Linked DNA regions of Mus musculus: regions 1 and 3 are each linked to region 2. The links are chromatin loops, found by intact Hi-C in ENCODE. Cell type or tissue: heart. All regions are shown on one strand.

Region 1 (8,000 bases), 57 kb after region 2:
AAGGGAGGTGGATAACATTTCTGAGGATGACACTCTGAGGCTATCATCTGGCCTACTGATACTCATACACACACAACACACACACCATACACACACACCCCACCTGAACAAGAACACACACATACATAACACACACTAAACAGAAACACACACCACACACCACACCCCCCCACACGAACAAGCACACACACACACATAAATAATACACACTACACACAAACATACCACATACACACACACATACACACACACAAAGCATACATACACATATATCAATAGGCAATTAAGTCATAGGACTTGGGAGGCTGAGGTTGGAGATTTGTAAGTTCAAGGCCAGCCTGTGTTATATCATGAGCTCCAGGTCAGCCAGAAGTACACAGTGAAACTCTCTCAAATAAATGAATGAATAAACGCACAGTAGATAGGGCTATCGTTCTTGATTTTTTTTTTCACTTATATAAGTAAATGTTTGCATGTGTGTTAGACAGAAAATACCAGTAACATATTTCTTACTAGCATTGTATTCAAAGTTTGAGCCGGCCGTGGTGGCGCACGCCTTTAATCCCAGCACTCGGGAGGCAGAGGCAGGCAGATTTCTGAGTTCGAGGCCAGCCTGGTCTACAAAGTGAGTTCCAGGATAGCCAGGGCTACACAGAGGAACCCTGTCTCAAAAACCCTCCCAAAAACAAAAACAAAGTCTGAAAGCCACTGGTGGAATGTATGCTGGTGGTGTACTACTAAGGGAAATGTGTGGCCGGGCCTGGTGGCACACACCTGTAAACCTAGCACTTGGGAGCTGGAAGCAGGAAGAATGGGAGCTCAGTGTCACCCTCAAATGCATAGCGCGTAGTACATAGCCAGGACTACTAAATCCATCCGCAAGACAAGAACAGCTAGGCGTGGCCACACCCGTTAATGTCAGCACTGAGGACGAAGAGGCAGCCTGGTCTTCACACAGCTTCAGGCCAATCATGGCAACTGTGAGCCTTTGTCTCAAAATCAAAACCAACCAAACAAACAGAAAACAAAGAAAAGAAACTGTGCTGATCTCGGCACCCACATCAGGCAGCTCAGAACCGTCAGGAGCTTCAGCCTCCGGGGCATCTGACACCCTCTTTCTGGCCTTCTAGGGAACACCTGCATGCATAACATGCCACACACACACACACAAACACACACACACACACCATACACATATACCACACCACACATACACTCACACATCACACTCTAAGGCAATTCTGTGATCTGTTCAGTTCTGCTCTGTTCTACGAGGTTTCAAACAGAGGGAAATGTGAACAATACGGTTTCCTTCCTAGACACTAAACTCCCTAATTGGAATCCCGTAAAAGGAACAAACAGGGTAGATGTGAATTGGAAAGGCTTGTGACAGAGCTGGCTTATCTTCCAGTTGGCACAGCCCTATCTCAGAGGGCAAGCTTCAGGTTACAGGGACCCACATCACCTGACACCAAATTACATAATTTTAAATGTATATACCCCTTCCTATGCCCCCTCACCCAGTGCAAAAATGGGCCCCAGGACCTTTGCCATGCTGGGTGGACACCCAACACCATCCTCAGATCCTCCTGTTTTGTACTGAAATCTGGGTCTCACTGAGTTTTCCAGGCTGGTTTGAATGTCAGATCCTGTTGCTTCGGCCTCTCACGTGGCTGAATTATATACAGGCCATGGCTCCAGGCTTAGCTGACAGAGATCAGCAAGTCAGCTTTCCTCCACTGGAGAGCATGTTTTGTGAGAGTGAGGGCTCCCAGTATTGCCCACCTCTCACTCTCTAGGCACTCACCAGACACACTGATATGACTGGCTGGGGGACTGAACCCCACGGGGGTGAGGAGAAAAGCTGCCTCCCACTGACTATACTGGATAAGCTGTTTGCACTTGGGGTTAACTCTTCTAGCTGGGTCACACCCAATCCTGATCCTTCCCCCAAACACCCCTCTTGGAAAGTCTGCGCTCACTGCTCAGTTGGCCAGAGCAGTGTTGCTGCCTGCAGCTCAGGGGCACCAAGGCAGCAGCACTATAGAGATGAGATCGGGGCAGACTTGGAAGTACATCGTACAGGCTCACACGGACCTGGTGGTGCAGCCTGTGACCCAGGCTTGTCAGGAAGCTTGAGACAGGAGGACAGCATGTTAAAGGCCTCCCTGAGTTCCTGAGTGAGTTTAGGACTAGCCCGGGCGACTCAGTAAGGGCCTATCTCAAAACACAAATTAAGAGGAGGACACAGGATGTAGCTCAGTGGTACAGTTTACCTACTGTGTACAAGCTTGAGACTCAGTCACTATAACTAACTGGACAGGCAGGTGGGGGACAGGAAGAATGTTATTCTTAAGGGACCAGGCTGGATTTGGGGCTTAGGGTAGGCACACTACCAACAGCATTGGAGATACGAACCAATAATACAGACGTGGGTCACATGATTACATAAAATGAACAATCATTGACCAAGGGGCCCTCAAAATGTCATCTGAGCTTGGAGAAGAAATGAAGAGAAGACACGTGGGAATATGGCTACTTTTCTTTTTTTACTTTGAACATTAGCATGAAGTTGGTTACCGTACACATCCAAAGGCCCAGCATGTTGGGGGGAAAAAATCATTAAATGGCACACCTTGTACCAGAGTCTCAATAAGAATAAAATATACAATGCTACATTGAGTGGTTAAAAATACACAAAAAAGTAGTTTTAACAATCTATAAATTTTTATACTTAAAATCATGATTGAGTTGAAATTAAAAAAAAGTGCATTTCCATTGCTAAAAAAATAATATTGGTAGAGTTAACACAGGGAAGCATATCATCACGCCGGGGGTCTGACAGGATGCTAGGGAAAAGATGGCTAAGGGAAGCCAGGCATCTGGACCAGTTCAGAGCCCACCTGGCTCCACCCACCATGCGGCCAGCTCCCTGGGCCAAGCCCTCCTCTCCCTCCTTCCCATCCTAGTAAGACTCTGTCCTGCCCACCACTCACCCCCACCCACAACTGAAGGCCCAATGACCTTCTTTACAGCACCCCTCACCGTCCCAGCTTGACCTTCAACGCCCTCTACAGAGGTAAGGATTCCAGATTAGACGTAGTCTTAAACCTTCTTGACCTTGCAGGCAGGACTGGAACCAAGCAGTTCCTGCCTTCTTACACTCCTCCGGACGAACATTCAACAGCAAGCTTTGTAAACCTAAGGCTAAGGATTCCTGGCAAGAACACTGGACTTCCTTTAAGAAATGAGAAAGTGCAAGTGACCTCAGGACTGTGGGGACACCCGGACACCTGCTATCTACCCTGGTCACTGCTTCCCTTCCACTTCTGCCTGGGCTGGAATTACAAGGACCCCCCGACTGGCACTGCACAGACTCTTGCTGGGGGAAAGGACCAGGAGAAAATCAGCAGGAGGCCCTTCCACAGGAAAATGCTTCCTGACCCTGCAAGGTAAACAGCCTCAGGCCTGTGCTTTCCTGAGTGGATAGCCAACTGTTCCTCTGGAGACACTGCAAAGGACGCATTCAATATTCCCCGAGAGCTGAAGAGGGCCAGGAGCCCAAAGACAAGGAACCTGTGCAGAGAGAGGGCCAGGCCTGCTCTGGGAGACCTTCCTACCCACCTGGAGCAGAAAAAGTGAGAGAGCGTGTGCTTACACATGAGAGGTCCCCACTGCTGTCACAGATGTGATAGGGCAGACTGGGCTGCAATGGGAGGGTGGAAACAGGGAGGAGGGTCACCTTTAGTTCTGCGTTTAGTAAACAATGGAGCCTTTATGATAAGGGCTAGCTTTCGGTTTCATGGAACCAATATTAACAAAGGCTTGCTGGTTATGATGCCTGACGAGCCACATGGACCTCAGACACAGGACCCCATCTCTGCTCACATCACCAGGCCTGAGTAACTGCTCAACTTAGTGATCGTGAAAATGTTTTAGTCAAATCCAATCAGTGAGCCAAGAGGTAGCCCAGAAGAGACTTAAAAGCTAAGAAGAAAGTACTTTATCGCCCCGTATGGCCAAAACAAGTACTGCAGAGGAAACAAAAACCCAAAACAACCCTCACCCCTACTCCCAACCCCTCATATTCTGGAAGATAATTCACCTGGTTTTTTGAGGCCACATATCTAGCAATACAATTTGAGAAGTAAACACAGACATTACACTACACCATTTATTTCTTTCCAACTTAACTCAAGTGAGTGATCATGTGTATTTTCCAATGCAGCCAGAGTCACAGAGCCTACTCGGGGTGTGATGGAGACCCTGTTTCTGGCTCCCTGGCTCCCTACATGGTAAGGCAGATGGAGAGGCTGTGCTCGTTCACGGGAGCCAGAGACACAGAAACAAGCCACTGCTCTCTTTTCAGACCCATACAGGCAGGCTCTTGACTCGACTGAAACCATCCGATTTCCTTTTGACATTAAACAAAGCCCCAGCTTCCCTCCCTTTTTGAGCATCTCCATCACCTATAAAATCATTTTCGAGTAATCTGCCATATCCCCAATCTCACCAGAGAAGCTCAAATAGGATGAAGGTAAGCTGGGGTTAGTGATGGGGAAACCTCTGAGGGGCAACAACTCTCTTTGATACTTGACCAAAAGTATCCTAATCCAGACACAATAACGCAGCCATCCTTCTCGAAGGGTATGGGTCTTCCCAGTGACAGGTGACTATGGCTCTTCGCTATCCAAACGCCCGGGACACTGGAGAAAAAGGAACCGATTCAAAGCACCCAGTTCCCAAGACTGACCGCAGCGGCAAACATGGAGGGTCCTTTAGACACTTGGGAATGATTTCTGCACCACAGACTCTACCTCTTCCAGTGTGCATGCCGCTCTCAATCCAAACAGCCAGTGGGGCATTCCAATGTCTTGACTTCTGTATTTTCAACCCAATTCTCACAATTTGGTATTGTCCCACCCACTGGCATCCTGTCTGTTCACAGACAAAAAAAAGGATGAAAAATTTATCAACAGCCGCCTTTCAAGTCTCCCACGGTGTGCGACCATCAATCAGTCTTGGGTGCCTGGGTACTAATAACTGGAAGGAAAGATGCAAGAGACTGTAAGTCAGAAAGCAAAGCTTTTGACTCAGGTCAGGATACTCTAATTAGTGTTCATTTGCCTAAAAAAAAAAAAAAAAAAAAATCCTGTTTCCTCACCGAAAGAGCTCATCTGTTTTTGCTTTAGGAGGGAACTATCAACCCATTACACAGCACAAACTTTAATTTGGGACACGAGAGACCAGCCAGTTGCTAAAGTAATCTTTACAGTGAAGTGCACATACTACACACAGAGCACACATCAGCTTCCTTTTTCCTCCGTCTTTCATACATTAGACATCAATCACACTTTGTAAATGACGTAATGGGGCTTACAAGGGGGACAGGTGGCTGATGAGAGAGAGGGGCTGATCAAAAATCAAGAAAGGAATTTGTTAACCCCAGAGAGCACTTTTCTCCTCCTATGACTAGGCTAGCCACTGGAAGAACCAAGTGTTACGCGATGCTATGTGCGCCCCAGCGGCAGCTCGCGCTCCTTTAGTTTGAAGGGTAGGTACTCAGGAAGACTTCATCAGATGAGAAAAAGATGACCCAGAGATGCACTGGGTGACCTTTGATTTTTAAGGGAACCGTCGGTCTGTGGTGAAAGACTAGAAGGTGAAGGACAAATGGCTCTAGTCCAGAAGTGGTGTGGGTGGGGGAATAAGATACAAAGAAGCTACAAAGGTGACCCTGCCGTGAATGACAGGGCAACAATACACAACTGTGTTCACAATTCCTAGCCAGGTGTTAGAGTTTGTAGTTAAGCCCTTGGGAAGAGGGTGAATTCCGATGCTCAGGAGAACGACTCAATCAGAGGTAGGATTCAGACCGGGACAGAGGCTCCAGGACATGGGCTTTTTTGAAGGCACTCGAGAGCAGAGTGATGAGAGTAAAGCTGCGTAGACAGTAGGAGATCAGACGGCCAGGTACTCAGGTCTCTGTGCTACAGTAACAGAAACAACTCCAGGGACGCTGTCCCGACACATCAACCAGAAGCCCTGAGTTAACAGGGTGGAGAGAGACCCACTTTATAACAACACAGCCTCTACTAAGGGAACAAAAAGGAAGAGTTTGTTTTCAGAATATGTAGGTCTGCACAGTAGTTTTGAATTAAACGTAATGTTTTTGAATGATATGGCATCTGGTTCTTTAAACAAATTTACTGAAGCTGGAGAGCTACAAAGTTGCTCTTTGAAGCAACTTGAGGAAAATTCTCAGAGGAATCTGACTTTCCTTGGAGTCTTGGAAAAGCTGTCCCCTAAGAGGGAAAGGTCTGATTATAAGTCTATAAACAGGCCTAGCGGGTACAAAAGTATTCAGCTGTGAAGGTGAACGGACACACTGGCGACTTTTATGGCTTCCACAGAGAGTGCAGTGGGGACCTCTGGGCTGCTTTAGCGAGGTAGTTCCGGGTTGGAAGGTCAGCATTGCTTCCCAAGACTGTAGGTTAGCTAGTGAGCTGTTATTGCATAACAATGCCACTGTTTCTAATGGCTTATGACCCTTTATTCCTGAAAAAGAAAAAAAAAAAATGGAGAGAGCGAGAACTCCTGGGAATTTTCTACCTTGGTTTTAAGTAGAGAAAAACCTTAAACCTGGTGACTCTTTGCTCAGGGTTAGAAGTTTAAGAATCCCAGCTGATTTTTTTTTAGTTGATAAAATGGTTAGCTCTAACATACTCTCTCTTCTCATGGCATGCTACACATGCGGAACAGCATCAAAATCTCTAGCATGTGGACCATCAAAGTAACAAAAGTGGTATTTTTCATACAGTAGCTTAAACAAAGGGGGCGCCTTTGACTTAAACAGAGGGGTTCTTTTAATGGAAGTTTTAGTTTTTCTCTCTTTAAATACAAAAAGCTCACCTACTCTAGTGTGTTTTCCTAACCAAACCTCCAAGAGGGACTAGATCCATATAGATGTGTGCATTCATGAGTATGTGCACATGTGTACACACACACACACACACACACACACACACGCCTCCGCAGTGGAGTTCTTTCTCTGCTTCATAGTCTCAAAATTTAAATCTTCTAGGGAAATAAAAATGAAACTAAACACACATCCACATCCACTCAACAATCATAAAACTGAAAAAGATTTTCAAGAAGTTAAAAATTCCAAACTTCAAAGATTTTTGCCTCTGGTTAGACGGGGTGAGGTTGTGGGGTGGGCTGTATGGGGTGGGGGCTAGCTCAGAAGGATACTGTCAACAGATGAGGTTCTCAGACTGGACAACTCTGGAAAGGCCCGTGGTGAGGCCTAAGGCTGAGGGTTACTAAGACAGTACCTGGCAATGATTTACAAAGGTTTCTTTAAACTTTATTAAAGTTTTATGTGGAGACTTCTCCATTTGCTAAAAATAAGAATCAAGTCAAAATAATATACAAATAAAATAAAATGAAGCCACGTGCCTTTAAATCTTCTTTTCCTTCAGTTTTAAAACCTAACCCAGTCTGAGCCTGACTCAGTTTGAGAGCAGCAGCCTAATGAATTAGCCTAATGAATTAGGCTAAAAAAGTTTGTATCCAAATGATAAATCCATGAGAAGAAAGCAAGTGATGCATGACTCAACCCAAAACAACGTAATACCAACACAGAAACATCGCTGTGGAAGCCAGGCGGGGGGAGCAGGTACAACGAGCCCAGCATTTGGGAAGCTGAGGTGAGGGAGTCATGGGTTTGAGGTAACCATGACCGTATCCACTGGGGAGTTCAGCTTAGCGTAGGTATTTAGTGAGAGACCCTTTCTCAAAAAAAGCAAAACAAGAACCCCAACAACAACAAAACTCTTGGGGGAGGGGCCGGTTGTGGTTCCCTCCTGTAGACCCAGCACTCAGGCTGTGAATTCAAGGCTAGCCTGGTCTACTTGTAACTAAGTAATCCTTGCCACAACAAAGCCTTTGAAGATAGAATGGTGTAAAGAGAAAGCCTTGACTTAAAATCTGTTATT
Region 2 (8,000 bases):
CGGAGGAGCATAGCAAAGCGAAAGGAAAGAGGAGGGTAGTAAAACTAGGTGATCCTAACCAATCCCCAGTCCCGTCCCTCCTCCGTCGGTTGTCCCGAGCACCCCTGGCAGGCGATGGTCTTCAACACATCTTCAGCACCTGTTGCAGATGTTGGCGCACATCGGCGGCTGTTTCCCAGGGCACCACGTGGGCGCGGAAGGAGCTGGGCTCAGCTTTCTGTGCCTCCTGGATGAGGCGGTGCATGGGGTAGCCGCGGCGCGGGAAGGCCACGTCCCCGCCCGCCAGCAGCCCCATGGGGCAAAAGTCATTTGCACCATCACCCACGTAGAAGAGGCGCTCGAAGTGCACGCCGTCGCGGGCCCGCTCACGCAGGTATTCGCTGAGCACCTTGTGCTTGCACATGTTGGCCGGGCAGCGCGAGCAGCTGTGCGTGTGGAAGGGCCGCAGCGTCAGCAGTCCCCGCGCGTCGGGCCCCGACGGGTTGCTGAGGATGCGGCGGAATAAACTGTGGTGGCCAGCGGCACGCAGGGCACTCTCCACACCGAAGGTGTTGGCATCCGAAATGAGAATAACCTCGAAGCAGGAGCCCTGTTTGGCTATGAACTGCAACAAATCGCCCATGCCTGGCGACAGGGGGATGGTCTCGTAGACAGCGCGCAGGTCCCGGGGCCGTACACCCTGCTCACCCAGGTACTTAAAGACTCGTTGCATGTACTCATTGTAGTAGCCCTCGCGATAGGTGGCACGCAGGCTCTCGGGCAGTTGCTGGCCTGGCGCGGCACGCACGATCGAGTCGTCGCTGTTCTCGTCCACGATGGTCTCATCGAAGTCGAAGGTGAGGAGGAAGCGAGGCGCGCCCGGCGCAGCCATCCTGCCGTCCTGGGAGCAGGGGGAAGAGGAGCAGGAGGAGGAGGCAAGCGAGAGGCGGCGCGGCGGGAGCCGGCCAGGGAGAAGCTGATTAGCGGGCCACAGCCAGGGTCGCTGGCACATCCAAGACCTGAGGAGGACCCAAGGCTGGTTAAGCAGGAGATGGAACCAATGTGCTGCCCACACCCCGCCGTCCCTTGCCTGTCTCTCAGTTAATCGTGCTGGGGTCGACGCAAGGGGGCCATACTAGTCTTGAAGCCAAAAGCTTCCTTGGCTTCGGTTTCTGCTGCTCTCATAGGATCCCTTAAGAGAGGGGATGACTCGTCAAGGATCACTCCTTGAGACTCCTCAACTGGGTTGGAGGTTTCTGGTGTCAGAGCAGAGTAGACAGCAGATTCATGTACCCAGGGGGAGCAGCCTCCTTTTCCCGTGATCCCCCTGGGATCAAGAATAAATGGAGGAGCCAGGCTCCTGGAAAAGCCATTGACATCACCAAGGCCGGGTGGGCAATGAGTCTCAGGTCTTTCCTGGGCCTGGATGCCAATAAGTGCCAGGCCTGGAAAGCCAAGTTCCTGAGCCTCCCTGGGCCTGGCCAGAGAGCTAGGTTTTAGCCCTTGAAATTACCAGGTAGGTATGCAAACCACACAAGACCCTGGGAGTCTCTTTGGGAGCTGCTGGGCCCTGTGCTAATGTGCTGCCCATGCTAATCACTTGCCAATTCCCTGGGAAGCACGTGCCAGCAGGTGGGGTTTCTGCCAGAGTCCGAAGCAAGCAGGCAACAGGAGAAGCAATGGGGCTTAAGGAGGTGGGAGCCCCCCTCACCAGGCCACGGCATACCTGGGAGACAGGTAGGGGAGGGGAGAGAGAGCGGCAGTGGCTAAAAAGGCAGAGGGAGGCAGGGGTGGGCAGCTATGTGAGGGGGTGTTAGGGAGAGGGTGTCTGGGATGAAGTCAGGCAGGGAGGATAGAGTAGGCTCCTGGAACATAGTGGGAGCTCTAGGTAGTCATGAGACTTTGGGTCAGTCATCTTTTGGGAAGTTGGCAAAGGGAAAACAGCTGGGGATGCAAAGGGAGTGAGTATTGGGGCACAATGAAAAGCAAGCATGCGGACACAGCAGGTAAGCCACCCAACTTAAGCATGTCCCTGTCACCTTTGTTTGCCAGCAGCTATAAGGAGGGAGACAGAGAGATCCTGTCCTAGAATATCCCTCCCTTGGCTTGCCTTTCTACCTTCCTGCATGCACTTCCCACCCAGTGCGGTAAAGACCAAAACAGAACCTGGTTTCCCACCACACATCCACACACCCCAACTTCTTTCTTTCTTTTTAAAGAAGGGGTTCCCTATAGCTCAGGCTGACCTCAGGCGTGCTTTGTAGATAAGCATGAACTCGAATTCCTGAGCCTCCTGGTTCACCTTCTTAGGGCTGGCATTAACAGAGTTCTACCAACCAAGTGACAGCATCCTAAGCCTCACCCACTCTTATTACTTCTGGGCCTGGCACACCTCATTTCAGAGTTGGTATTGGAGCTTGGCCACCTCTCTCCCTCAGAGAACTGTCTTCTCCACTTTATCCCTCCAGGAGTCACCCCTGGGGTTTTACCAGCCTGTGGAATCTCTGGCTTGGATCCCTGTTATATGAGACACCAGGATCCACAGAAGAGAAAATTTTCAGGGATCCATAGAGCTCCAGTGGAGAGGACAAATCTGAAGGGGGCTGAAGAGGGCTCCTCCTATCCCAGGGTGGAAAAGTAGGGGCTTAAGGCCTCATTCTGAAGGGCTCCACTTACCCTAGATAGGCATCGTAGTCCAACAGCTGGAAAACACCCGCTCATTGTCAGTATATTATCTTAACCACCACCTTTAGAAACTGTTGGTCTCCAGCTGTCATCCAGAGCTCCTGCGGGCGGGAGGGAATCCACAAAAAGTCCATACCTGTTTATTTGGAGTATGGTGGTGCAAGCCTTTAGTCCCAGCACTTGGGAGGCAGAGGCAAGTGGATCTCTGTGAGTCTGAGGCCAACCTGGTCTACTTAGTACATTCTAGGACAGCCAGGATACATAGAAAGATTCTGTCTCCAAAACAAAGTGCCTGCCCACTGGCTTCCCTTTCGCTACTGATCCCATCAGACTATTTCTTCCATCAAGCCCACGAGCAAAAGCAAACTCTTACATGTACACCGAGGCCACGCCCCTTGCTAACAGCACCCTTGGCTAGTTCCCTAGCTTACCGGAGGGTTTACAGAGGACACTGTTGGAGTTGTAGACAGATTAAGTAGGAGATTCACCCAAAGGTCACTCACTCAAAGTGGCTGAGATTTTTCAAAACCAGATCTCAGAGGCTGGTCTGGCGTGACCTTTTGCCCACACATGAGTCGTGGGGTGCATCACGGTTTACCAGTCACCTTTATTCCTGATCTCATGCATGGTTCATCACAGCCAGGAAGACAGAGAGCAGAGCAATCAACTCACTTCCCACAGGCTGCATTGCTTCAGCAGGGTGGTAGCTGGTTCATAAACACTTCACTACTGTCTAGAGGCTGAGAGCCCTGGGCCTGCAGGAGATATGAGACTCACCTCTGGCACTAATTTGTTCAGGGATCTCACCAACAGGGCAAGCTGAAATTTCCACGGGAGTTTCAGTGACTGGGTGGTGATCTTTTGGTTAGGACCTTCATTAGAGCATCTATACAGATACCATTTACAGCTTTTGGTGCCTCCCTACTCCCCTACCCCTCCACCCCTAGGCTATGAGACCAGAGGCCAGCCCCTTAGAATTGGAAAGATACAGCTTGGAATTGGAAAGATACTAGAGCAAAGATTAAAAAAAAAAAAAAGAAAAGAAAAAAAAACTAGGTGGCTGCTGCCCTCTAGTGGTAGCAATGGGTGGCACCGTAAACTCTTGACTCTCAAGGTGACACACTCCCTGACTATCCCAAGGCAGCAGAAGCCACTGCCTCCAGAGTAGACTAGGGAAGGATCAAGAGGACACAGCTTCTGGAACCCTCTTTATAGAGCTGACCACCCTCGCTTTCTCAGAGCAAAGCTTTTCAGTAGAGACAGGAAGTAGCTCTCAGTGTTCTCTATCCCCTCAAAGAACCTATAGCTAGTAACTGGAAAGAGGTTAAAGCTCACTAGCAAAAACTAGCAGTGCTCTGGGAGACAACATTATTGAGATAGTGAGAGAGAAAGGGGCAGGGATGGTAGACGAGGGAACCGCATGCAAGGGACATTGGGGAAACTGTCACCATTGGAATCCCGGCTGATATAACCTTTGTCCCAAGACAAGAGTTAGAGGTGATAGGTCAGAGGGTGCCACACCCATTGTAAAAGCAATCACAAAGAGAGGAACTAAGTGTCAGGCAGGGAGGGAAGCAAGGGTCAGATACAAAGATACAAACCAAACGGGTCACCAGCAGCCACACAGAACAACCTTCTCTTCTCTTCCTGCTTCACTCCCCTCGTCCCACAGTCAGGACCAACCCCAGGGCTTTGCAGATACTATACAGCATGCCCTTAACCCATTATCTTTGTATTTAATTTTGAGACAGGGTCGACCAACCTGGACAGCCTCCTGAGTTCAGAGATTCCAGGCATGTAATAAAAATACTCTTGATAAGATTAATTTTCATCTCTTGGAGGGGGTTAACTACTTGCCTGTCTTCCTTTGAAAGAATTATACCAGTCCCAATGCTGACAGCTGACAGGCTCTCACTACCTAACCTTGGCTGGCTTGCAATTCTCTCTGTAGACTAGGCTGGCTTTGAACTTAGATCCTCCTGCCTTTGCCTCCTAAACACTGGGATTAAAGTCCAGCGCCTCCACTCTGGTAATCTTGTCTTTTTCTCTGCAGAGCAGAAGGCCAGGTATTCCGGGTTTCTTCCCAAAAATTGACACAGCCTCACAGACACTTGGTCCTTGCCCCATTCACCCCTAGTTATTTTCTGGCTTCATAGCATAGACCAGTTGGCAGCTGGTGATGCAGGAGATAGGGGCAGAGAATCTGAGTTTGAGGCCACCCTGAACTACATGAAAATTCCTGTTTCAAAACAACTGCCATTAAAAAAAAAAGTCACTCACTTCTGACAGGTGATAAGCGATAAGTCCTGGGCAGTGCAGGGCATTGCCTTTAATCACAGCAGAGGCAGAGGCAGAGGCAGAGGCAGAGGCAGAGGCAGAGGCAGAGAGGCAGAGAGGCAGAGAGGCAGAGAGGCAGAGAGGCAGAGGCAGAGGCAGAGGCAGAGAGGCAGAGGCAGAGAGGCAGAGGCAGAGAGGCAGAGGCAGAAGCAGAGAGGCAGAGGCAGAGGCAGAGGCAGAGGCAGAGGCAGAAGCAGAGAGGCAGAGGCAGAGGCAGAGGCAGAGGCAGAGGCAGAGGCAGAGGCAGAGGCAGAGGCAGAGGCAGAGGCAGAGGCAGAGGCAGAGAGGCAGAGGCAGAAGCAGAGAGGCAGAGGCAGAGAGGCAGAGAGGCAGAGAGGCAGAGAGGCAGAGAGGCAGAGAGGCAGAGGCAGAGGCAGAGGCAGAGGCAGAGGCAGAGGCAGAGGCAGAGGCAGAGGCAGAGAGGCAGAGGCAGAGGCAGGTGAAACTAAGTTAGAGGTCAGCTTGGTCTACAGAGTGAGTTCCAGGACAGCCGGTACTACACAGAGAAACCCTGTCTAGAAAAACAAAGCAACAAAAAATTCTGTGTGACCACCAGAGTCCCCGTGGAGAACAGGACAGGACCTTTGAGTTTCTCCCACATGCTAGAGCAGCCAGGAGGCAAACTTTTGGGGGCTGAGGGAAGTCCTTTTCTAGTCTCATCTAAGATCAATGTTTGCAGCCCTGATTCCCTATCACAGCCCCTGCCTGCTCCTTTGATACAAATACTTTTAGGTTAGATCTGTGGGAAGTCGGGGTAGGGGTGTGTGTGTGTGTGTGTGTGTGTGTGCACTAACTTAAGTCTAAGCTTGAAATTCTCCTAATGGGGGAGAGGGTAGAGCCCATAGGAAAGTTTGGGGAGTTTTCCACAAGAAACATGCAGACTGAGAGTGGGGGTGAGCACTTAAAAACTGTCAAGCCCTCTCTGCTTCAAGAATAAGTATGCCCATCACTAGAAATTAGATCTGACAATTAAGCTAGGATTCCTGCCCCCAACACTCGCAACTTCACAAACTCCTTTCTTGTTCATTAACCCGTAATGGGCAAGGGAGGGGGTGCAGAGAGGTCCAGCTTACATCACACAGCATCAGAAATAGGATTAAAACTCAGGGATCTCTACTGCCTCTTGAAGAAATTACCTGAACTCCGGAGGCTCTGTATGTTCCCTGTCCTAGCTAGTCTGCGCCCCGGTGCCAGTGAGGAATCTGGGACTAGGCGTCACCTCTGGGGTCCCCTGCCTGGGGTGGACAAGCAGAGGTGATTCTTACTGGGTAGGGGCAGGGAGATGGCAGCTGCCGGTGGGGTAGCAGGAGAGATATTTTTAGAGGTGACTGGAAAGCAGGCACTCTGGCACACCCCCAGCTGGCGGGCGCTTCGCTCTAATGCGGGCGGGGGGTGCGTAGCTCGGGGAGAAGGAAGGACTTGTGGGTGGCGGGGAGCTATGACAGTCCCCGGAGATGAAGGGACACTGGGTACCATTAACCTGGGAAAGGAGGGGGTTCAGTTCTCTGCCCCTGGGACTACCCCACCACCAAGCACATGAAACACACTCAAACTACACACAGCCCCCACCCCAACATTTAGATCGCGGTCCTCCCGGAGCCCAAGACTCATGCGGGGCAGCAGCGGTCACGCTGTCTGTCCCAGCTGAGTTTGGAGTGGAAGTAGTGGGAAGGGGGCTACTTAAGGGATTTAGGGACAGGATGGAGCAAGGGGTGCTTACGGGATTTGGGGGGTACGCGGTCTTATCCACCCCCGGATTTCTGAGCTCCGGCTCACGAATCCCTCCAGCCCCGAGGGACTGTGGATGATGTGCTTCTGCTCCGTCCCTTCCACCTGCCCCCCATCCTCGGGGCCGCCGCCGCGTCCCCTTTAAATGCCGGGGAGCCAGAGCCCGAGCCGCGGCGGGCGCTGCGGCAGCCGCAGCACCCGGGCCCACCGCAGTCCCCGCACGTCACAAGCGCCCAGCCAATCACCGTGGCGCCGGCGCACATCAAAGGGGCGGGCTGCCCGGGAGCCACGCCTCCGGGCTGTCCCGGAGGCCGCGCGAGCGGCCGTGAGACTGGGCGGGCGGGACGGGTGGAGCGTGGCGCGTCCCGTCCGAGGAGCGTGGGTGCGGGGCACCCTCTGCGTGCGCGTGGGCACGTGCGTGAGTCAGTGTCACACTGCCCGCCTCCTGCTGGGCTCGGCGCCAGGACTCTGCAGGCAGCCCTTCCACCGCCCGGCTTCCCTCCTTGTCGCGGGACAGCCGGGTGACCGGCCCGCCAAGCAGCCCTCCCTCCATGTGCTCCGAGCTCGCCCTCTGCCCTTCCGGGAGGAGTCGCGGCATCCTGCCGAGTCCTCGGAACCCTGTCCCCAAATTACCGGGTACTCGGGCTTGCCGATGGAAAAGCTCTCCCAATCCAGCACCGCCTAAACTCGGAGTTGGAGAACCGACACTTGAGCACTGTGGTGCAAATAAAACCCGCTTTCTCCCAAGTTCCCGCTCTTCCTCTCTGGCGAGCTTTCCCTTCCTTCCCACCCCTCAGAACACTAGATTACGATTAAAAGAGAGGAGGTGAAACCTGCACTTTCTGAACCGGTGCGACGAACCCAGGAGAAAAGACTTGTCCAAGAGTTCGAACACAAGGACACCTCACTTCAGTCACAGAACAGGATCTGTGGGTGAGGAGGTGCACCCTGGCCTGGGTCTACCTTCAACTCTCCTATCATCCTCTAGCTTTGAATACCAGAGCTCCGTGCTTCCACCAGCAGAAGGCAGATTGGCAGAAAAGTTGCCGATACGATGGACCACCCGCCCAAATCTTTGAGGGCGACGTCTCCATTGCCCCTGCTCCCTCTCTAACACGCCAGCGCCCCTTCACCTCTTTCCTGAAGTCCAAGGGCTACCGGTGTTTATTCTACCTAGCTCTACCTAGCGGTGCTCAGGCCCTGGGCCTTTTATCTTGAGTCGGGGTGGGAGGGTGGGTCTCTTATAATTTGTTGCTACCTATTCTAGGCCC
Region 3 (8,000 bases), 150 kb before region 2:
TCAGATCTCATTACAGATGGTTGTGAGCCATCATGTGGTTGCTGGGAATTGAACTCAGGACCTTTGGAAGAGCAGTGAGTGCTCTTAACCACTGAGCCATCTCCACAGCCCGGGAACTTAGCCATCAACACTTCGCTCTGGGTGTGGAGGTGAAGGGAGCACTTTTTCAGAGAATAAGAACTTTGTGAGAGTTGGCTTGGTTCAGGAGTTAAGACCACTGACTGCTCATCAAGAAGACTCAGGTTCCATTCCCAGCATCTGCATCGCAAGGCTGCTTAGAGCCACCCACCCTTAACTCTGGTTCCAGGGTATCTGAGACCCCAGAGCCTCACCACCTCATCATACGTGTTCAGCACTTACATGTGTGCAGGCTTATACACGTAAAATGAACAATCTTTTAAAAAAGAGAACTCTGAAAATCTTATATCCATTTTTTGGGGGGTGGGTGGGTGTTGGTTTTTCCAGACAGGGTTTCTCTGTGTAGCCCTGGCTGTCCTGGAACTCACTTTGTAGACCAGGCTGGCCTTGAACTCAGAAATCTGCCTACCTCTGCCTCCCAAGTGCTGGGATTAAAGGCGTGTGCCACCCATTGCCCGGCTAAATCTTAAATCCTTAAAAGAACAGGTAGAGTATCAGGATGATTGTTCTGAGTTGGAGGCTAGTCTGGGCTACAGAGTATAACTCACAGGAAAAAAAAATGGGGGTCGGACTGCACTGGGAGTATAGCTAGAATCCCAAAGCCCTGACCTCGATACCTAGGACCCTGTAGAACCGAACATTGTAGCTCATCTTTGCCTGTAATTCCAGTGTATAGAAGTTCATTTCAAAACCAAAACAGAAGATAATATTATCTTAATTGGTGTTTCTAGTATGCTAGAAAAATGGCCTTTCAACAAAATGTAAAACTATACATCTGGAAAACTAGATCTGCTTCAGGCTGGGTATAGTGAGTCGTGCTTTTAATCCCAGCACCACCCAGCACACCCAGGCCGAGGCAAGCCTGGTCTACATAGGGCAGCTAGGGCTATGCAGAAAAAACAGGTCTCAAAAAGCAAACGAAACCCAAAACAAAAAAGTAGATGGAGTTTTGGTTCTACTCCTGGCTTTGGCGTTCAGTGATTATGAAATGCAGACAGGATACTCATGGCGTATTTTAATCTCGGCCCTGGGCTGTCAAACAAAGCCGCCGGTAGCACATTTCTATAAAATGAACACAGTTCTATAAAATGGACCCGGGAGAGATACTCCTAATCCCAAGCACCCCCATGTGTGTATACGATGTGATGGGTGTATGGCGGTGTGATGGGTGTATGGCGGTGTGATGGGTGTATGGCGTTGTTCTTTTGTCTCTCTGCCTCTTTAAATCTCTCCTGGCATATTTCCCCTGCTTGGCCTCCCTGTCCTCACATCCCCAGGTGTCCTCACATCCCCAGGTGAATTTCCTGGTTAGCAGGAGTCTGTTGAGCTGCCCTCCAGGCTGGATCTCTGAGGGTCAGAGCGAGCAGAGAACAGGGGAAAGCTGTTTGCACTTAGGAACCATTTTGGCTGTTCTAACCATTGCCTTTAATGGCCACTGCTGGCGGCGCTATAGCTGCTAGAGGGTCAGGGCAGCTGGTTCTCTCTCCTTGCTGGAGCTGGGCTTGGCCCTCCCGGCACTAAGAGTGCTTAGGTGTGGTGCCCTTTTACCTATAGGACATAACCACTACTCAGCCTGGCCTTGGTAGACCCGGGTTTATTGGAGCAGGGTCAATGTAGCAGAGATGGAGGAGTGGAAGACTTTCTTTCTCTGTCATTGTGAACACATTTATTTAGATTCAGCAATGACTGTCACCGCCCCTTCCACTCTACCTCCAGGTCTCCTTTAGAATACTGTCAGGGGCTTGCTGGACTTAGCTCCCACCAGGAGAAACCCCTGGGAAGTGTGAGTTGTGCTCCCACTCATCAGGAGCTCTAAGCCAGCTCAACCTTCCTCACGCTGGGACCTTTAATACAGGTCCTAAGGTTGTGCTGACCTCCAACCACAACATTATTTTTGTTGCTACTTCGTAGCTAGTTTTGCTACAGTTATGAACCGTAATGTTCTGTCCTGATATCAGCTCCTAGGCGACCCCTGTGAAAGGGTAGGTAAGTAAGTAGGGTCTGTGGATCCCCAAAGAGTTGTAAGCCACAGATTTAGAGCCACTGTAAGCCCTCAGCACACCAGCCTAACGCAGCCAACTCTGGGCCTCTCATAGGTGGGATGAGTAAGTTATCCAAAGGGGTTGTAATGTAAGCAAGGGAATTTAGGTTACAGGTCCCAGCAGTGCCCTGTGCGGTTTGGGCCTGAAAGGAATTAGGTAGCACCAGGCTCAGTGGAAAGCCAGGCTTAGAAGACAAAGGTCCTCTTCCAGGCTATCCCCTTGGGTTTTAATCAGGGCTGGGGGCTTTGCTGAGAAGGAAGTCTGGGAGGAGCCTAGAGTGGGTTCCCAGGATGGGGTGTGTATGCCCTAGAGGGTGAGGGAGGGCTGCTGGGATGTCTTTCTTTCATTGGTTGGGTAGACCTGCCCTCCTCCCCCTCCCGCTCCTGGAACATTCCAGACATTCCAGCCAATCTGCCTGCCATTGCTTTCTGGATATGGATTAACAAACATCCTTGCAGAGATTAGATTTCACTGCTACCACCCTGCTCCTGCCATACTGAATAGAAGGCCCCAAATCAGAGTTTGGACAGGCAAGTCTTGGCCTTTGACCTGGGATTGCACTAATGGGTTCTTTCAAACTAGGCTCCTGTTCTGGGGTTGCTGTATGCCTTGTTTCTTCCTAGGCAGGCTGCCTTCATCTCCCCTCTATCCAGAAGGACTTCCTGGGGGGAGGTGTCCGGGGCTGGGCACTGTTCATTTTCTCCCAGATTCTTCACCCATCTGAACATACTCGGTGTATCTATTTGGTTAGCAAAGGTGTTTTGTGAGAAACCCTTACCAGGGAGATCCAAAGCTGCCTTTTGGCCAGTCCTTGGATCTGGTACCTGGTGGAATGGGGTCTAAGGACTCAGCAATGGGCTTGTTGGCTTCCCGTGTGTGTCTGACACAGAGCACGCCTCACGCCGCTGGACCGGGTGTTGACTTTGTGGTTCTCCTGCCAGTACTGTGGGTGCTGGGATTACAGAGGGTCGACAGGCTTATCTATCCGTGCAGTCCTGGGACTTGAGCGCAGGACTTTGTGTCTGCTAGACAAATGCTGTACTCGTGGAGTTATGTCTGTCTGTCTTCCCCTCCTCTTCTATCACTGCAACGCCACCTTCCGACTGGCCTACTGTTCTATAGACTGGCCTGTGCGTGCATCAGTCCTGCTTTAGCCTGGAATCATGGCTCAAGCCTCCAGACTCAGCTGACTGTTTCCAATCCTCACTGTATCTACTCTAACTTTGTTAGGTCAAGTTCACAAACCACCAAGGTTTTCCTTCAAACAGATCCACCTTTCCTTTAGCTTTTTATTATTTCTTTTTCAAGATAGGATTTCTCTGTATAACCTTTGCTATCCTGGGACTCATTGTGTAAACCAGGCTGGCCTCGAACTCAGAGATCTGCCTGCCCCTGCCTCTTGAGTGCTGAGTTTGAGGAGGAAGAGGTTGGGTTTGGGTCAGGGGTGACATAGCTAAAGGAGCCGGGGACACCACTGCTCCACTCTTTTAGCTATGTCATTCCCAGATTTTCCCTGCTGTAGCTTGTCAACAAGGAGTTGTCGCTCTCAGAATTTCAGACTCAGTGGATCACAGAGACCCTTCTATTTTACACTAGACCCTGCTTTGGTAGGGACTGCCTAGGACAACTAAGGCCAACACACCCACTGTTAGGGCCTTGCATTCCTTTTTGCTTGCCCCACCCCACAGCTTGATGCCAGCTCTTCTGGTAGCCCACTGAGCATACGTGACTCAGCATTCTCTCACCTTGGGTACACTACACCGGTATTTTGCCTTCCTGTATGCCTGTGTGCCTTGTGCATGCAGTGCCTGTAGGGGCCAGAAGAGGGCATCTGATCCCCCTCATTATAGAAGGTTGTAACTCATCCTGGGCCTGGTGGCAATTAAATCCTGCTCCTCTAGAAGAGCTCCCAGTACTCTAAACCGCTGAGCCATCTCTCCAACGCCCTGGATCTCCGCCCTGGATCTCGTCTTTGAACTAAAGGTTTGTACGGGATCAAAGACACACAGAGATCTAAATGACAATTGACTAACCCATCAAGTCAATCTAAATGTCTTAAGCTCAGAGATTAAGGTATTGATTTGGGTGGTGAGCAGACTCTCTGGGTCACTCTGGACCTTAGCCTTGAACCTGCATTCCTCAAGGGAAATCAGTTTTTTCAGAGCCATTTGAAAGCTGGGATGGAGTAAGTATAGTATAGTCACCTGGGAGAAAAAAGGTGGTCCTGATGCTGCGCTGTGTGTTGATCACTCTGGAGAACTTTAGCCATTCATAGATGCATCTATTGTTACACTTTAAGAATTCACCCCAAGTCTTTCCTAAGCGCTTTACAAACACTATCTAATGCCACCTCCCACTTGTGAATGGGGTTTATCCTTGTTGTACAAAGCGGGGGGAGACCAGGTCTCAAAGAACTTAAGTAATCTTCTAATGTGCTAATAAGTGGTTTAGATCCCTAGTTGTGCCAAGGGCTTAACCACTGTACTATTATTATCTTATGCAATTGTTCGCATATATTGTTTCCCTTAATACGATGTGAGCGCCTGGGTCAGGCATTCCGCCACTTTTGTTCATTGCTGTGCCCCAGTCCTGCGAGCAAAGTACAGCTTGAAGTAGGTGCTAGTTAAAGAGGTGTTGGATTAATTAATAGTTACCGTCTTACTTGACTTTGGATTTGCTTTATTTTAAGTACGTATGTGTGGGTATGTAACCAGTGGGTCAGGTGCTGGAGATGAGCTGGGGTTCAAGCAGTTGTGAGCTGCCTCTCACATGGGCTCTAGGAGCGGGACTCCTGTCCTATAAGAGCCCCAAGCACCCTTTCTCTAGCTTCTTGGCTTTGTTTTGATGGAGAGAGAAGTATGGGACCGCTGTAGCAAGCATCAAAACAGTATGTTCGATCTTCTGCTGCCGTTACGCTGAGAACATCTGGTTCCGAGTTCCTCTCTGACGTCCTATTAGTGCTCGGGCTTATAGGGTGAAGCCTTGTTTGCTCGAAAGTCTGCATCCTTACTGGGTTGCTAGTCTGTGTTTCTTTGTTTTTTCCTGAGATGAGGTCTCACTGTTTATTCCGGCTGTCCTGTAATTAACTATGGAGATCAGGTTGGCCTGGAACTCAGAGATCTGCTTGTCTCTGCCTCTTAAGAGCTTGGATTAAAGGCAACTGCTCCCAGTTTAGGTTACTATTTTTAGGGCTGGGGATCTAGCTTGTGCCAGACCATGAATTCAGTCCCTAGCACTGGGGAGGAAGCCACCATCCTATGGTTTTGGTGAACTAACAAGCTGGGACAAGGATTAGAAACTGCCAGGTCATGGGCCCAAAGCATCTGGAATTGTCTAAATCATGTTTTGCCCTTTCTTTTCAGGAGTCGGAAAATACAGATCCGCAATATTCCACCTCAGCTCCGATGGGAAGTAAGTGTTTGGAGAAGTTAATGTACAGGTTTGGTGGAGACTGGTCATGGGACTCTGTCCGACTAAGTTGGTAGAAATAACCAGTCTCCCCTGGGTGTGAGATTAGTAGGGTCTGGGGCCAGAGCCAGTGCATCCCTGCAAACACTGATGATGGCATCAGCATGTAGGGCCCTAAGGGGTGGAGCTTCAGGCCGTCAAAATGTCTAGTTCCTGCTGGTGCCCAGAGCTTTGGGGTAAGGGGTGTTCAGGCCCCAGGATACTCAGACACCTTTTTTCTACCCCTCCAGGTGCTAGATAGCCTGCTGGCTCAGTACGGTACAGTGGAGAACTGTGAGCAAGGTAAGACGGACAAGGAGTTAAGTGGCTTCAGCACCAAGCGATCCTGTGATCAGATCCATTGGGAAGACACACTCCTGCGCATATGCTGGACTCTGGCTCCAGCATTCGTCCTACCGTGTAGAACCATGAAACTGGGCTACTGTGTGATGGGCAGTCTGGACACATTTTTCCTTCTCCTTGTCTTCAATGAGACAGGCTCTCACAGGGTAACCTTGGCTGGCCTGGAACTTGCAATGTAGAGCTTGTAATGTAGATCAGGCTGGCCTCGAACTTAGATTTGACAGCCTCTGCCTCCTGAGTACTAGGATTAAAGCCGTGGACCACCACATCGGGCCTTATTACTCCTTCTCAATAAGGAGTCTCAGTTCCAAGCTTGCAGGAATCACATTTCAGTAATTTGAGAACAGAAATTTGTAGGGGCTGGGTGTTTGAGCTTTTGAGAGGCAGGAACATTTCTGTGTGTTTGAGGCCAGCCGTATGTACTGTTATAGCAGTATATAGAGAGACCTTGTCTTTTTTAAATATTTAATTTTATTTATTTAATAAATGAGTGCTCTCTGCATGTACATCTGCATGCCAGAAGAGGGCATCAGATCCCATTGTAGATGGTTTTGAGCCACCATGTGGTTGTTGGGAATTGAACTCAGGACTTCTGGAAGACCAGGCAGTGCTCTTAACAGCTGAGCCATCTCTCTAGCCTGAGAGATCTTGTCTTTTACAAGGGAAAAACAAAAAACCTCCTTTCTGGGCGTGTTGGTGTTCTCCTTTAATCTCAGCACTTGGGATGAAGAGGCGGGGAATCTCTTCCAGTGTGGGCTGATCTACAGAGTGAGTTCCAGAAGAGCCAGGGCTACACAGAGAAACCTTTTCTTGAAAGAACAAATTAAAAGCAACAACAACAACAAAAATTAATAAAATAAAAGGGATGGGGGTGGGAGAGGGCTGAAGAGATGATGGTTCAGTTACTAAGAGCACTGGTTGTTCTCCCAGAGACCCAGCACCCAGAGGAGGCTCACAGCCATCTGTAATTTCAGTTCCAGAGGATCTGATGCCCTCTTCTGACCTTCAAGGGACTATACAGACAAAACATCTATACACATGAAATCAAAATGAAGGACAAGTTTGAAAAAAGTTTATTCCTTAATAGTTTGGGCAGGCAAAACCTTTTTGAATATTGGGCCCACAGAAGGAGGCATAGGGATCCTGAGTTGTAAAAAGAACAAACTCAGCTGCGGTTTTGATTTTGCTTGTGGTGTCAGGTTTGTTCCAGAGGAAATGAGCTTGGAGTGATTTGGTTGCACACCCCAAGATGAGGTTGTTTTAGATGTTTTTTAAACCATCATGTAGGGACATTACATGTTCCTGGGTATCATGGCCTGCTTAAATTGAGGCAGGCCCGCCAGTCTCCTCAATCACTTCTTAGTGAAAACATTTAACATCTTGTCACCCTCCAAAGTTTGTAGGACAGTGTGGTCTGCTGCTGTCATATCACATAGAAAGGAGTGCTCCTGATGTACTCTTCTGTCTGTCTGTCTGACTGTCACTTGGCCCGGCAGTCAGCTCTCCCAAGCCTCCCTCCTTCCCTGTCGCTCCCTTGGCCATGGGAATTTGTATTCTCCCTTCAGTCAGACTCCTCCCCCTCCCAGTCTTAATTCTCTTTCCCCTACTTTCCTTTTTTTCTGTTGTTTCCTCTCCTTTGCCCTCCTTTCTCACCCTCCACTCCTCCTTCCAGGCTTCATTCTTCCTGGCGGCTTTTATGGTCCTGAGAGTTTCTTACCTTTCAGAACCTGCTTTTTTAATTTAACTGAGTAATCTCTACTTCCCTTTAGTTGTCACAGGATTTCAAATTTTTACGACTAAATAGTATTCCTGTGTGTGCGCTGTGGGTTGGGAAAGGCGCACGACTAGTGCCTTTTTTCCATGTGAACTACACCGCAGCCCACTTGGGAAACTCTTCAAGAAGCAGTAGTTGCTTTGTCTGAGGTCTAAGTGTTCTTTAAACAAAAAAAGATATTTATTATTATATCTAAGTACACTGTAGCTGTCTTCAGACACACCAGAAGAGGACAT

Evidence for each region. Hi-C counts contacts between places; a loop is a spot of excess contacts. Peaks named below come from ENCODE experiments on the same cell type or tissue, not always from the same donor. Only the 100,000 strongest peaks of a DNase experiment are listed, where the experiment ranks them.
Region 1: it touches region 2 in a loop (6-fold over the local background); 12 of 42 quality-filtered maps call a loop at or near these places.
Region 3: a loop joins it to region 2, with 8 times the contacts of the local background. A loop is called at or near these places in 7 of 42 quality-filtered maps.

What each region holds. Positions count from the first base shown.
Region 1 is chr11:95,766,884-95,774,883 of GRCm38, reverse strand. No RefSeq gene overlaps it. Among named protein-coding and RNA genes, the nearest start is that of Gm38957, 6.0 kb to the left of the region's middle. In heart, a CTCF peak has its summit at 4,009; DNase peaks (open chromatin) are centred at 1,433 and 3,023; H3K27ac peaks cover 439 bases.
Region 2 is chr11:95,823,431-95,831,430 of GRCm38, reverse strand. Phospho1 (phosphatase, orphan 1) reads right to left here and starts at 6,931. Exons shown (of 3, transcript NM_153104.3): 1 at 6,722-6,931; 2 at 2,656-2,765; 3 at 1-880. The coding sequence starts at 2,700. The coding sequence ends at 122. It overlaps Abi3 (ABI gene family, member 3), which reads left to right. Exons shown (of 8, transcript NM_025659.4): 8 at 1-1,359. Gm38958 (predicted gene, 38958) reads left to right here and starts at 7,020. Exons shown (of 1, transcript NR_164195.1): 1 at 7,020-7,476. In heart, a CTCF peak has its summit at 3,756 (motif pointing left); DNase peaks (open chromatin) are centred at 490, 3,580, 6,350, 6,990 and 2 weaker places; H3K4me3 peaks cover 4,104 bases; H3K27ac peaks cover 2,677 bases; H3K27me3 peaks cover 4,008 bases.
Region 3 is chr11:95,977,212-95,985,211 of GRCm38, reverse strand. Igf2bp1 (insulin-like growth factor 2 mRNA binding protein 1) reads left to right here. Exons shown (of 15, transcript NM_009951.4): 3 at 5,543-5,591; 4 at 5,879-5,930. Among named protein-coding and RNA genes, the nearest start is that of Mir3063, 18 kb to the right of the region's middle. In heart, CTCF peaks have their summits at 3,995 (motif pointing right) and 6,478 (motif pointing right); no DNase peak of the experiment used is centred here; H3K4me3 peaks cover 2,005 bases; H3K27ac peaks cover 2,793 bases.